3 separate regions of the Mus musculus genome follow, and regions 1 and 2 are each linked to region 3. Evidence: chromatin contacts called from ENCODE Hi-C or POLR2A ChIA-PET data. All regions are on one chromosome and are shown on one strand. Each heading gives the region's core, a stretch centred on a gene start or an enhancer-like site at or near the end of the contact. The rest is flanking DNA. Distances are from core to core; before and after follow the strand shown.

Region 1 (4,986 bases), core at 809-3,308, 250 kb before region 3:
CTCGGGCACACCAGCTCCTCATCCACACTCCCCCTCCCACACTACAGTATCCCCACCTGTGACACTCACTCCAGGAAGCCTTCCCTGATCGCTTGACCCACAGTGTCCTGATCTTTATGGAAACGGGACATCACTCATGCACCCACAGCTGAGGTGCTTAGACCGCATGAATAAAAAGAAAACCCAATGGTTGCACGATGCAGCCTGCCAGGTTTATTTACTTTTTAATATGTTTATGCTCTTCTGAGATGCCAGCCAATCAGACAGGAAACATTTCTCTGCAAGACAGGAGCAGAGCCACCAGAGCAGATGGAGCAAGGGTTCCAGCGACCGCAAGCCCCTCCACCCCACTGAAGCCACTTAGTGACCCACCCCCACCTCCAGCATACTGCAAACGTCTAAGTTCAAAGATCCCATCCACAGCCCCTGGTCTCCACTTTAGATAGGGAAGCAAGCCCCAAGCCGGGTTTTCCCAGGAGCTCAAACAGCTGGCTCTGGCAGAGCTGGCATAAGGACCCTTGTCACGTCCTTCCCAGAATGGTGTGCTATCTCAGCAATGACAATCTGAAAGAATTGATGCCGAGACAGAGTGCCACCGCCCCTCTCAGCTCCTGTGCTGGCTGAGGCTGTACAGGACAGACTCTGAGTCTCCCCATCCCCCATGCCAGGCCCTAGAACAGTGGTTCTCAACCTATGGGTTGAGACCTTTTTGACAACTCTTTATCTAAAAATATATTTACATTATGATTCATAACAGTAGTAAAATTATGGTTATGAAGTAGCAATGAAAATAATGTTACGGTTGGGGAGGGTGGGGTCACCACAACGTGAGGGACCGTATTTAAGAGTCGCAACATTAGGAAGGTTGAGAACCCCTGCTTTCGGTGGACAGGTGGGTCAAGACACACTCATGGAAAGGCAGGGGACCATGTTGCACATGTCCCTCATGCTTTATAGATATCAACTTCACCCACACAGCCACCCAACACACAGCTCTTATCATCCTCATCTTCTGTTTTGATCTAAAGAAACAGGCTCAGAGAGGTTCAACAAGTCATGTGAGACTGCACAGCAAAGGCTGGGAATGGGGGAGGGGGGCAGGGAGGTGCACACAAGAGCTTCAGGACAGAACTGGTTTGTACCACTGCCTGGTGCCACACGGCCTGTGGCCGGAAGCAGATGTCACCAGGCTCTGCGCAGCAGCCTACGGATTTAGGTTGATTTTGAGGAAGCTCTTCCAGGCCCAGGAGAGCTGTTAGCCACAGGTTCTGTCTGAGTCACTGAAGCCAAGAAATGTTTGGGCCTCAGAGAGCTAAGTGTGGCCAGGGGCAGGGGGTGAGGGGTAAATCCCAGCAGAAGAGAACAGAGACTCCAACTTTAGGCCACTCCAAAGGGAGAGCCTTATCCCTGGTCACTAAGACTGGACCTGGGGTCACACTGTGACAATGACAGCCACTGTGACATGCTGGCTGCCCCCCACCACCCCCAAGCAGTTCCCCAGCCACAAAGCTTAAGCCATCCTTGAAGGGAGAAGGTGGCAGCTTGACTGAGCTGTGAGCTGAGAGGAAGCAGTCGCTGGTTCCCAGTAGAAGTCCAAAGGTAAACCCAGACCCCAGACTAGGAAAGGGCCCAGAAAGCCCTACACCCGGGCCTGTGTGGAGCTTGGCATCCTGGAACAATCCCAACCTGCACTCCTCCCCGTTGCCAGCCTGCCTTTCTCTTTGCACAGCCACAACCAAAAGGGCACTATTCTGTTCAACTCCACAGGGAACTACTAAGGCCCAGAGTAGCACAGGGCTTGTCCAGGGTCCCACAGACAAGTAATAGGTAGCAATCCCCCAGTTGGAAGGTCTCAGTGTGTCCTCACGCACACACACACACACACACACACACACACACACACACACACACCAAACACCCCAGACTCCCCAATACTCACTATGTGGTAAATGGCCAGGGCTATGGTGGCGACTCGGATGTTGAAACAACAGCATGTCTGTCTGACCGGCGCTGCACGGGAGGCCATGGTGCGCAGTCCCCTCTTCGGAGGCTCTGAGTAAGGAGTCTTGGGCCCACAGCAGAACAAAAAAGAGGAAGCCACAGGCTGCCTGCCTCACTTCCGCCTTGCCCTCAGACGGTAGGGGCCAGGTCTGTAAGTCTGGGTTGTAGCAGCTGCAGGGGAGGGAAGGGGGGGGGGGGTCACAGGGAGCCCGACTGAGGCATCTACCACTCCCAGGGGCTCCAATGCTTCACCAGGGCTGGGCTCCGCATTTATATGCACTCTGCTTCCTGGATGCTGAACACCGCCCTAGAAGCCCTTTTCTAGAAAAAGAATCCGATATGGAAATCTGTCCCTAATCAAACAGTAGTTCTAATGGAAGGATTCAAACTCAAATGTGTCTGGTTGTAAAAACAGTAGCTGTCAGTAAACTGCTCCTTCGAGATCCTGTGAAGCTTAGCTCCTTACCTGGGCTGTTCCAGGGAGGGACTGTTGGTTTGGTTTGGTTTGGTTTGGTTTGGTTTGGTCTGGTCTGATTTGGTTTGGTTTGCGGGGGGAGGGGGGGGGCAGGGTTTCTTTGTAGAGCCCTGGCTGTCCTGGAACTCACTCTGTAGAGCAGGCTGGCCTCAAACTTATAGAGATCTGCCTGCTTCTCCCTACCAAGTGTTGGGATTAAAGGCGAATACTGTCACTTCCCAGGAGGAGGTGCTATTCTTATCCCCATTGCACAGATGAAAAAACTGAGGCACAGGATGAAGCCATTTCTCCCTTGCAGTCACCAAGATAGTCTAAAAAGGAGTGGGAACTGGAACGGAGGCCAACTGCCTCTAGAGTAGTAATTCTCAACCTGTGGATCATAACCTGTCCAGGGGTCGGCCGACCCTTTCATGGGAGTCACATATCAGATATTCTGGATATCAGATATTTACATTACAACTCATAGCAGAAGTAAAATTACAGTTATGAGGTAGCAACAAAACATAATTTTATGGGTGGGGATCACCACAGCATGAGGAACTAACTGTGTTAAAGGACCACAGCACCAGGAAGGTTGAGAACCGCTGCCCTAGAGGCCCTCCCTGAAGCTGGGCTTCTCACACATCTCCATCTCCTCCTCACTCTGGGCTCTGAAGAATTGTCACATGGGAAGCCATAGGCATGAGTGTGTACCAGGCCCCTGTAATAGGCTCTTTCTCTTGTGGTCTGTAACCCCTGGAGGAGATCTGGGAGACCCCTGGCCGAACCCGCTTTGCAGGGTCCCTCGAGACAGAAACCTGGGATTGTGCGTTCTTCCCCACTCTCTAAGAAACGTTGGAATTAGTAAGTTTGAGACTCTTCCCTGACTTAAGACTCTTCCCTGATGTCTCAGGGGATAAATGACCCACGCTGCAATAAAGGAAGGGACAAGAAGCCCTTGCTCAGACCTGTGGGAAGCCCCAAGCAGGTGTCCTGTGACACTGTGGAGTTTGGATTGGACACCACAGCATTTTTTGCCCCAGGAGAGATTAGAAACGGCCCCCAGCATACTCATCTTGAAAAGAGTTGTCCTGTCAGGGCAACAAAATCAGGCAGGTTGAGCACTGGGGGGATAGCTTAATCGATAGAGTATTTGCCAAGCAAGCTTGAGGACCTGAGGTCCTGAGTTCAGGTTCCCAGCACACGTGTGCTGGCTTGGTAAGGTGGCCCATCTGCAATCCGGTAGGTGAACTCCGGGTTGAGTGAGAGAACCTGTCTCCAAAACTAATATGGAGAGCCATTGAGAAAGACACTCAGAGTCAACACCTGGCTTACACACACACACACACACACACACACACACACACACACACACAAGCTCCTGGCAGACCTGGTCATCCCTTCAATACTTCATTTGAAAGTCACTTTCTTCTTCAAAAGTCTTGCTGAGCCCTGACATAAAAGGACTCGTAGCCTGGGTTCGAATCCTGACAACTTCCAGCTGGGTAAGGAGAGCAGCAGAGGGACCAGGGTGGATGCCCTGGAGTAGAACTGAGCACTTCTGGGAAACCCCAAGGCCCCTGGGATCTGATGGCTGGAAAGGTGATGGACAGACACAAATCATGACAGACAGCCTGCGGTAATACTACCGTGGTCTGGAGAGCCAGGTGCAGAGCCGGTTCCGAGGAGAGGGATAAGGCATACCTACCCTGTGTGACATCAGTTTAAACAATCTGCAGACAGACAATTTTGCTTTTATAGTGATAAATTTATTTTAATGTGCCTTATAAAAATACATGATAGCCAGCCCATGAATTCTATGACTCCTCCTTGACAAGACCTTATAAAGCTCCAGTTTAAAACAGACACATTAAATTAAAAGGCAGTTGGTGGATTTAAAGGAAATAGTAAGGAGGTCTTGCCTGCATGTAGACATGGCGGCTACAACCCAGCTTGAAATCTCGGGCCCCTGGGAAAGCCCAGCCCCTCCCAGTTGCTGCATTATCTCAAGAACAGAGCTTGGCCTCTCTGAGCTGCTGTTTCCACACTGCAGAGGCTGCGGGGCAGACGAAGTGAGGGGGGGGGGGCGGTCACAGGAAGCATCTGTTGGCTTCCGCTCTGGCAGTCCCGCCCACCCCTTCATCTACACCCTGCTGGAGGGCTGTGAGGAGACAGAGGTGAGATTTGAACCCAAGTCCCCCACAGACACACACACACACACACACACACACACACTCCCTCCTTACACTGTCTACCTGCCAAGACCTGGAGTCCCTTGCTCCTGGCTGGGTCACCTGACTCCACAGGCTAGTGACTCCCTGTGGAGGCCACAGTCCCCTTGGGAATGAACCTGACTAGTTCTTTTCCCCCTGCAACTGTCCTGAGGAGCAGGTGACCGGTATCCTTAAAACCAGACTCTACCAGAGGCCACCATTGTTGGCAGGACAGAGCACCCCACAGCACCCACCTGGTAACCCTGAAATCCACACTTGATTATTTTACATGGTAAAGTGACTTCTAGAGAGGATTGG
Region 2 (4,514 bases), core at 951-3,450, 140 kb after region 3:
TAAATACATCTTTTTTAACCAAAAAAAAATGTGCATATATACTGAAAACTGGGAGTGGGCGCCATGGTACATTCCTTTAATCCCAGCACTCGGAAGGCAGAGATAAGGGGATCTCTGTGAGTTCAAGGGCAGCCTGGTCTACACAGTGAGTTCCAGGACAGCCAGGGCTAAACAGTGGAATCCTGTCCTGATAAAACAATAACAAAAAAACAACCAATCAAACAAAAGAAGATAAAAAGTAAAGAACGGTTTGGTTGGGGATCTTAGGCCCTGGATAAATCCTGGTTGGACTGTACAAAGCTGTGCTGATATGGCCATGTCACCACATGAACTCCTCAGAGACATAGCTGTGAGACAGAGAGAAGGAACATTAGTCCCCAAAGCCAGAACCAACAAGCTTTGCAATTGTTCCATTGCAAACTGTCTCTGTGGCCTGGGCCTGTGTTTCTGATTCCCTGCTGGTCCTGCCTTAAGTGCTGGCTGCATTTCATACTCAGTTGAGACCCAGCAGCGTTTCCTACCTGCCCAGGTACTGTTGACTTGGGATCTTCATCCTATGTAATACCCTACATACATCTTTGTCTGTCTTCATGTGCTATTCACGGAGAGCAGGCCCACAGTGGCCCTGGGACCTAGCTGTGAAAAGAACTGCTGCCAGAAGTCAAGAGTCAGGTAGTGGGGAGCACTCGGGAGGCAAGAGGCAGAGACAGGCAGATCTCTGTGAGTACGAGGCCAGCCTCAACTACAGAGCAATTTTCAGGACAGCCGGGGCTGCTACGGAGAAAAGGGGGAAAAAGTTACCACGTACTCTCAGAGTGCCAAGCTAATGTCCTTCGGTCTTCCGCAGTGACCCTGTAGGGTGGTTTGAATAGGAATGACCTTCACAGACTGCAGAATATTGATGTGTTTGAGTACTCAGCCATAGGGAGTGGCACCCTTAGGAGGTATGGCCTTGTTAGAGGATGCATGTGTCACTGTGGAGATGGTCATATAGGCTCAGTGTATGCCAGTGGGGCACAGTCTCCTGCTGCTTGGCTCCTCCAGCAGCATGTCTGCCTGCACACTGCCATGCTTCTCACCATGACAATAATGGACTAAACCTCTAAGCTGTAAGCCAGCCACAAGTAAAGGTTTCCTTTTATGAGAGATGCCATTCCGTGGTCATGGTAAATCTTCCCAGCAATGAAACCTTAACCAAGACACTTTGTGAAGCAACTGCTATGTATATTTCCCCTCGTAGAGAAAGGAAAAGAAACCCAGGCATAATGATGTGGGTGGTAAAGTTCTTGGGAGGATAAATCCTGTTATATTTTCATATGTACACAGTTTCGGGGCTGGAGAGATAGCTCCCGGGTTGAGAGCACACTGGCTGCTCTTGCAGAGGATCCGATTTTGGTACCCAGAACCACATCAGGCAAATCACTGTTAGAGCTGCCTGTAACTCCAGCTCCAGAAGACCCAATGATTCTGACCTCTGTGGACACTTCAACTCACTTACATAGCCCACAAATAGAGACATACTTAAAAATTAAAAATAATAAAATAGATTTTAAAGGATATAGTTCTACATGAGACCTTGAATACTCTAGGACTCATTTGCCTGGCTTTCTTTTCCTTTCTATAGGAGGGGAAGTATACATAGCAGTTGCTTCACAAAGTGTCCTGTTAAATGTTTCATTGCTGTGAAGATTCACCATGACCGCGGCAACTCTTAAAAAAGAAAACACACTACATGGCACCCAGGACCCTAGTGCGGCCTGCAGGGCAGCAGGGCTGCTGCGGAGCTTGCTACCAGACTCCTCCAGGCCATCTGCTTGCTCGGTCTTCCCTCCCGCCCTTCCCCCACTTAGAGGACCTTGCCGCTCCCAGCCTTGGTTTTGCCCATCCCGCCAATTTTCTTCCCTCCAAGTCCATGCCTCCTTAGGGCAGAGGTCTAAAACTCCCGCCCATCTCTGCCTTCTGAGACAGAACACCACCTTCCAAAAACCTCTCTCAACCTCTCTTGGGGCCCCACCCTAGCTCCTCTTCTAGAAAAGAAGCAAACCTGCCTCATCTACCTCGGTTCCGCCCCTAGATAGGCCCCGCCCATCCGTTGCTCATCGCCACGCCCCTAGACGGGCCCCTGCCCCCACTATCCAATGCACTCGCTAGCTCGCTAGGCTCCGCCTTTTGGACCCGCCCACGACCGGCTCCTCCTAGACCCGCCCCCTGTGCTTCTCCAGCTCCTCCTGGCTCAGCCCCACCTAGACCCCACCCCGCTTCTTCTTTGTTCCCACTGGGAGCGGCTCCTTTTCGGGGAAATGAGGATTTCTTTCAGCTTGGCGGGTCTGAAGTCCAGTTCTCGCTGGTTCCGGGACGCCCGGGCATGCTCGGTGTAAGAGGTGTGTGAGGGCGCTGGGCCAGGCCTTCCTTTGTTCCCGACAACATTCACTAGAATGCCCAGCCCTCCTACCTGTGGAGTCCGGATTATGCAGCAAGGAAACTGATCGCCTTGTGACCCCTGGCCTGGGCCACCTGCTTCTTGCTGCAGGTGGGAGCAGAGAATTCTGTCCCGGTACGGATCGGAAGGGTACCCAGTGTGCTGGCTGCCGGCTCCTGCCTTCACATGATCTCCATAGAAAAAGCGAACTCCCGCCCCACGCCCCCACCATGTCCCTCAGTCCACCTCTTTCTTCTCTCACTGCCCAATTTATGTCCGGTCCTTGTCTCACCTCCTGTCTTTGATTTCTCAGACACAGCCACACCCTTACCTTCAGGTTTGCTTCTGAAATAATCCCTTAAGGGATTTTTCCAATTACTGTTTTAACAATCGAGCCATAATTGGATGGGAAAAAAAGGCTCTGCGATTAAAAGCACTTGCTGCTCTGGCGAAGAAGCCTAGTTCGGTTCCCAGTACTCATGTTACAGGCTCAGAACACGATTCCGTGAGTTTTCCCCTCCCGGGGAACTTTGTAACTTAGTTTCTCATTTTTATTTCTAATGTCTGAGGTGTTGGGGTTCATACCTTATGGATTTATGGATTGGGGTAAGGACTCCCATCACTGAGGTACATCCTAGCCCCGTTTTTCTTCACTTTGTGCATTCTCTATCAGGGGTGGGGAGGAAGCCAGAAGCGGTGTCAGGTTCCCTAAAATAAGTTACAGACACTTGTGAACTACTATGTGGATGCTGAAAATCAAACCCTGGTCTTCTGCAAGAGCAGTAAGTGTTCCTTTTTTTTTTTTTAATTTATTTTATGCATGTGAGTACACTGTAGCTGTCTTCAGACACACCAGAAGAGGGCATCAGATCCCATTACAGATGTTTGTGAGCCACCATGTGGTTGCTGGGAATTGAACTCAGGACCTCTGGAAGATCAGTCAGTGCTCTTACTAGGCTGAGCCATCTCTCCAGCCCCTATTCCTGTTTTTAAAGTTTAATTAATGCATTGTCCATGCCTGTTTGTGGGGTGCAGTGATATCTCAGTGTACATGTATAAAATATATCATGAGTTTTATAAATTTTTACAAGTGAAACTTCCTATAATTCGTGCCCTTATAAAAATACAGGAAGCCGGGCGTGGTGGTGCACGCCTTTAATCCCAGCACTGGGTAGGCAGAGGCAGGCGGATTTCTGAGTTTGAGGCCAGCCTGGTCTACAAAGTGAGTTCCAGGACAGCCAGGGCTATACAGAGAAACCCTGTCTCGAAAAAAAAAAAAAAAAAAAAAAAAACAGGAAAAATGTCCCCCAAATTAGAGTAAATAAATAAATTACTGGGGGCTGGAGAGATGTTCAGTGGATAAGAGCACTGGCTGCTCTTCCAGAGGACTGCAGTTTGATTCTCAGCTGCCCACATGGTGGTTCATGCCACTGTCTTTAGTTCTAGTTCCAGGGGATCTGATATACTCTTCTGGCCTTCTGGGCACTCTGCGTATGTTGTACACACACATAAACACCCATCCACATAAATAAAATGGAGCTTTGGGGTCCCTTTCCAGTGACTGTGCACCTCCATCCCCAGCTACTCCTCCAATAACTGTCACCATAGGGAAGGTGATTTTTATTTTATTTTATTTTATTTTATTTTTACATGTTTTGAGACAGAGTTTCTTTTTTTTTTTTCCATTTTTTATTAGGTATTTAGCTCATTTACATTGAGACAGAGTTTCTAACCCTCACTGTCCTGGAACTCACCATGCATGTAGTTCAAAGTGGTCTTAAACTCATAGAGCCTACCTCCAGAATGCTGGGATTAAAAGTGTGTATCATGCCGGGCATGGTGGTGCACGCCTTTAATCCCAGCACTCGGAAGGCAGGCAGATTTCTGAGTTCGAGGCCAGCCTGATCTACAAAGTGAGTTCCAGGACAGCCAGAACTATACAGAGAAACCCTGTCTCAGAAAAAAACAAAACAAAACAAAAAAAAGTGTGTATCACCAGAAAAAAAAAAAATCTGGGCAGTGATGGCACACACCTTTAATCCCAGCACTTGGGAGGCAGAGGCAGGCAGATTTCTGAGTTCGAGGCCAGCCTGGT
Region 3 (4,937 bases), core at 125-2,624:
TACTAAAAACCCTGAAGGAAGCTGCTTATCTTAAAAGGAGAGCCACATTAGTAACTTTTACACCAAAGCAAACAGCTCAAGCTACAATCCTACCTTCAGAAGTAACTGGCTTTAAAAACTGAACGCCCAAAAGCCCTCATAAATCATCTTAATAATCCCAGTAATTAATGGGGTGAGCAAAATGATCAAGTGTAACGAAGCGTTATCGTAATTTGCACAATGAAAACGAACAATCCTTCAAAGTTATGGTGGGGATAAAGCCTTCTCTGGTCATCTATGTGGGAGTTCCTCGCGATGTGGGAGGGGAGCTCTTGGGAAGAGGGGTGAGCTTCACTGGAGAAAAGTTACTGGAGTGTTCCTCCCTTAACGTGGGAGTGGTACTGACGAGTCAAACAAATGACCCATGTTTACCCACCGCGTTCGTGAGGACCGAAACTGTAGCACTGTGTAGCTATCTACATGTTTGTCCTACTACCTGCTGAAAGCCCCTTGGAGAGGGAAGCACACCAACACAGGGAGGATCAGAGAGGAAGAACACCCCCTCCTCAAGGGGGAGGAAAACACACACAAGCTCTCACAGAAACAAAAGGCCACAAGGAACCCAGGCGCTTAAAAAGCGATCCGAAACTTCCTGATGGTCACCTCTCCATATTTCAAGGCTTGCAAGATCGCCCACTCCCCCACCACCATGGGGGGCTCGCCCGAGGACCGTGGCCCACCGCCCGCTTTCTAAAGCCTTGTATTGTTCCTCCCTCGGCGCTGCCACGGAAGCTCCAGCCAAGTCCAAGGAGCCCGCGGGACCACAGAATCTCCACTCCGCGGCCACAAGAGAGGACCTGGGGCTGCTCAGATCCATCCAAAAAATAAATAAATAAATGCAGGGGAGGAAGGAAAAAAAAAAAAAAAGAAGCCGAGCCGAACGGCAACACCAACCTCTAGGGACTCCCGGCAGGGCCGAACGGAGGCACGGAGCCGCCGGCAGCCGCGGGCGAGCCGGGCCCCGGCCGCGGCCCGCTCCCCACCCCCTCCTCGCGGATAACAATAGGGCCTCGCTGCCGCCTCCCAAACACGTACGAGCGGAGCGAGCGCGGTGCCTCCGCCAGGCCCGGCGGCGTCTCTAAGCCCTTTCTCGCCCCGCCAACCGCTGCCAAACGCCAATACGAGAGGCGCATCGGCTCGCTGGGGGTTCGGAGCACGGTTTGGGGCCACCGGGGCGCGGATACTCACGGGCGGAGCGGTAGGATGAAGATGGATTCCGGCCCCCCGATCTTCGCTCGCCGGCGCTCTCGCTCCCCCTTACCTTTCACTCCGACAACATGGCGGCCCACTGGGGACTGGGCTGACGCGGTGCATCATGGGAGCGGCGCCGGCGCCGGCCCCAGCTCCGGCGGTGGCAGCGGCGTGTGCGGAGCGGGCGGGCGGGCGGGCGGCTCTGGAACAGGTTGCCCGGTTGCCATGCCAACGGCAGGGCCTGTGTGAACTCGGGGAAACTCGCAGGCCACACAACCGCTGTGCCCGCCCGCTGGGGCGAGCGCGCGCCGCCGCCGCGGAGGGAGCGGGGTGGGAGGCACGGGAGCGCGCACGGAGTGCCCGGGCTGCCGTGGGGGGGAGGGGACGCCAACCTGGGGCTGTGCCTGAACCTTGGCACAGCCTGGCCAGTGTCTGGGTTCGAACCCCTTCTAGCCCTCTGGCTCCTGGCCTTTTTGCATCTTTTCCTGCCTCGTTTCCCCAGTGTAACATACAAAAGAAAAGAGCAACAGAACGACCATGCTGATGGAGGGCAGGACCTCAACCTAATTTGCAGGATCTGGAGCGCAATGACAATGGCAGGACCCTTGTTCAAAGGTCATTAGAAATATCAAGATGGAAACTAAGCAAATTAAGCTGAGAACTAGAAGCCAGAGGTGTTTGCAAGCACTCCATTTCAGTTGATTGGTTGGTTGGTTTAAAGATGCATTTGTATGTGATTACACTGTCCTACCTTCAGACATACCAGAAGAGGGTGTCAGATCCCATTACAGATGGTTGTAAGCCACCATGTGGTTGCTGGGAATTGAACTCAGTACCTCTGGAAGAGCAGTCAGTGCTCTTAACCAATGAGCCCTCTCTCCAGCCCTGGTTTGGTTTTTATTGTGACAGGGTCTTTTGTTGTAGCTCTGGCTGGGCTGCTCTCTAACCTACTGAAATCCACCTGTCTCTGCCTTCAAGAACCGTTCAATTTTTTTTTTTTTTTTTTTTTTTTTTTTTAGGTTTTTTAGGCTTTTTAAATTCTTTTTGATTTTTCAAGACAGAGTTTCTCTGTGTAGCCCTGGCTGTTCTGGAACTCCCATTGTAAACCAGGCTGGCCTCAGAACTCACAGAGATATCCCCACCTCTGCCTCCTGAGTATTGGGATTAACAGCCTATGCCACCACCACCTCGCTTTTTTTTTTATTTCTGTTTTTGAGATAGGGTGTCATAGAGCCAGGCTGCCCTCAAACTCACTGTGTAGCTAAGGATTACCTTGACCCCCTGAGCCTACTTCCATACCTTCCTTCTGTTACTACAGACATACCAAATGTAGGACTTCACATATGCCAGGCAACACCCTACCAAACAACTGAGCTACATCCCCCCCCACCAGGTCTCGATATTCAAACTCAAGAACATACTCTATTCAGAAAGCCAGCTTGTAACCAGACCTGAAATTCCTTAACTGAACCTTCATTTCCCACACTGCTAACAATGCTTTGTGAAATCAAGTAGATAATGCATTTAGCTCCATCAGGCCAAGGCCCTGGACAGTACTGAATAGCCATAGTATGCAAGCACACAGGAGGAAGAAAGATGACAGATATGAGAAAATTACACCTTTTAGCTTCTTACCAGACAACTCTGGGCTCCATGCTTTCGTCCTGAGAGCCATAGTTAATTCTTTACTTTCTTTTTTTTTTTTTTTTTTTTTTTGTTTGTCTGGTTGGTTGATTCAGTTTGGTTTTTTTGGTTTCTCAGGACAGGGTTTCTCAGTAAAGACCTGGCTGTCCTAGAACTTGCTCTGTAGAGCAGGCTGGCCTCAAACTCAGTGGTCCAACTGCCTCTGCCTTCCGAGTGCTAAGATTAAAGATGGTCCCACCGCTGTCCCGCTTAGTTTCCTTAGGTTGAACTTCAGCTTCCGTCATCCATTTGGTAAGACTTTAATGCTGGTTTAGCCATAGACAGGAGATATTCGTCTTGAGGACTCACTAGTCAATCAGATGAGGCAATCCCAGCGGAGTAAACATCACCCATCTCTGATCTTGTTAAAGAAATTTACTTTCAAAGGCTCTAAGACACAAACCCAACCCCAGAATAACCCTATCAGAGCACAGCCTCCAGCAGACTCTTGAGACCACTGTTATCAAGTGTTTACCAGTGTGACATATGCTGCCCTCAGACTCTTACTCATTATCCAACTTAAAATTTCCAAACTAGGGCTGCAGAGATGGCTCAGTGGTTAAGAGCACTGACTGCTCTTTTAAAAAAAATTTCTGGGGTTGGGAATTTAGCTCAGTGGTAGAGCACTTGCCTAGCAAGCGCAAGGCCCTGGGTTTGGTCTTCAGCTCTGGAAAAAAAAAAAGACAAAAAATTTCTGCCAGTCGTGGTGGCACATGCCTTTAATCCCAGCACTTGGGAGGCAGAGGCAAGAGAATTTCTGAGTTTGAAGCCAGCTTGGTCTTCAGAGTGAGTTCCAGGACAGCCGGGGCTACACAGAGAAACCCTGTCTCAAAAAAAACCAAAAGAAACAAAAAAATTCCAAACTAAAATAAACAATAAATCTGCCAGACTACAAAATATTAATCATAGTAGACAGACAGGACACCAGTACTCCTGTTTTAAAATGAAAAAACATAAACTGGGCATGGTGGTGCATGCCTTAATCCCAGCACACAGAGGAAGGAGGCAGGTGGATCTCTGTGAGTTCCAGGCCAGACTGGTTTACAGAGCAAGTTCCTGGGCAGGCAGGGCCACACAGAGAAACCCAGTCTCAAAAATGAAAAAAAAAAAAAAAAGCCGGGCAGTGGTGGCCCACACCTTTAATCCCAGCACTAGGAGGCAGAGGCAGGAGGATTTCTGAGTTCAAGGCCAGCCTGGTCTACAAAGTGAGTTCCAGGACAGCCAGGGCTATACAGAGAAACCCTGTCTGGGGGGGGGGGGTGTAGTTGTGTTTGTAAACACTGTAAAGACACTTCTATAAGTCTTCTAATTTTCTGAAAAGACACTTTATTATAAACCTTGGTTTTCAACACTTGTCCCCTAGCTTAGTTGTAAACTCCCCCTCCAAAGGCTTCCCTTGTTTTCTTTGCTACACCGTTACCATTCCAACAAGCACTGTGTTTCTTTGCAGATCTCAGCAGACTAACCTCCTCCCACAACCACAACCACACCCACCACCCATACCTAGGCCTGGCTCTAAGCAATCCTACCATTGTGGGAAAACTAAAAAACTGCGGCCTGGGAGGTGGCACCAGGAACCCTTAAAAAGCTCTGTTTGACAGTATTGGAAACCTAAGGAGGAAGTGAAGAATCCATTGCTAAGCCAGGGGCTAGGAAGGTGCTGAAGAGCCTTCCTTCTCCTTTGGAACTACTTCCCTGGTGAGGCTTTTTTTTTTTTTTTTTAAATCAGTGGCTGAGAAGAATAGGGAAGGTTTGGGGTTCTTTGGGGTCTGGTTTTTATTTGTTTTTGTTGTGGTTTGGTTGCTTAGGTTTTTATTTTGCTGAGGCAGGGGGCTGTTTGTCTATTGGGTTTTTTGATTTTGTTTTTTTTTTTTTTTTTTTAAGACAAGAGTTTCTCTGTATAGCCCCAGCTGCCCTGGAACTCACTCTGTAGGGCTAGGTTGGCTTCGAACTCAGAAATCCGCCTGCCTCTGCCTCCCAAGTGCTGGGATTAAAGGCGTGCACCACCAACACCCAGCTTGGGC

The links. A loop is a pair of places that touch in the nucleus more often than their neighbours do. ChIA-PET counts read pairs that join two places held with the same protein, here RNA polymerase II (POLR2A).
Region 1: a map of T-helper 2 cell shows a loop between it and region 3 (2.8-fold over the local background). The contact joins the promoter of Laptm5 here to the promoter of Pum1 in region 3. A Hi-C loop is called at or near these places in 2 of 37 maps with a recorded cell type or tissue (T-helper 1 cell and T-helper 2 cell).
Region 2: POLR2A ChIA-PET joins it to region 3 with 82 read pairs in embryonic stem cell. The contact joins the enhancer-like site here to the promoter of Pum1 in region 3. POLR2A ChIA-PET finds 5 or more read pairs at or near these places in 5 of 5 experiments (Patski and embryonic stem cell).

What each region holds. Positions count from the first base shown.
Region 1 is chr4:130,910,388-130,915,373 of GRCm38, reverse strand. Laptm5 (lysosomal-associated protein transmembrane 5) reads right to left here and starts at 2,058. Exons shown (of 8, transcript NM_010686.4): 1 at 1,940-2,058. The coding sequence starts at 2,026. Gm38599 (a long non-coding RNA gene) reads left to right here and starts at 1,482. Exons shown (of 5, transcript XR_001784452.2): 1 at 1,482-1,599.
Region 2 is chr4:130,518,042-130,522,555 of GRCm38, reverse strand. No RefSeq gene overlaps it. Among named protein-coding and RNA genes, the nearest start is that of Nkain1, 54 kb to the left of the region's middle. Within about 2 kb of position 2,200, at least 1 of the 3 ENCODE cell types and tissues checked has a DNase peak (open chromatin) inside an H3K27ac peak, as active enhancers do.
Region 3 is chr4:130,659,758-130,664,694 of GRCm38, reverse strand. Pum1 (pumilio RNA-binding family member 1) reads right to left here and starts at 1,374. Exons shown (of 22, transcript NM_030722.3): 1 at 1,228-1,374.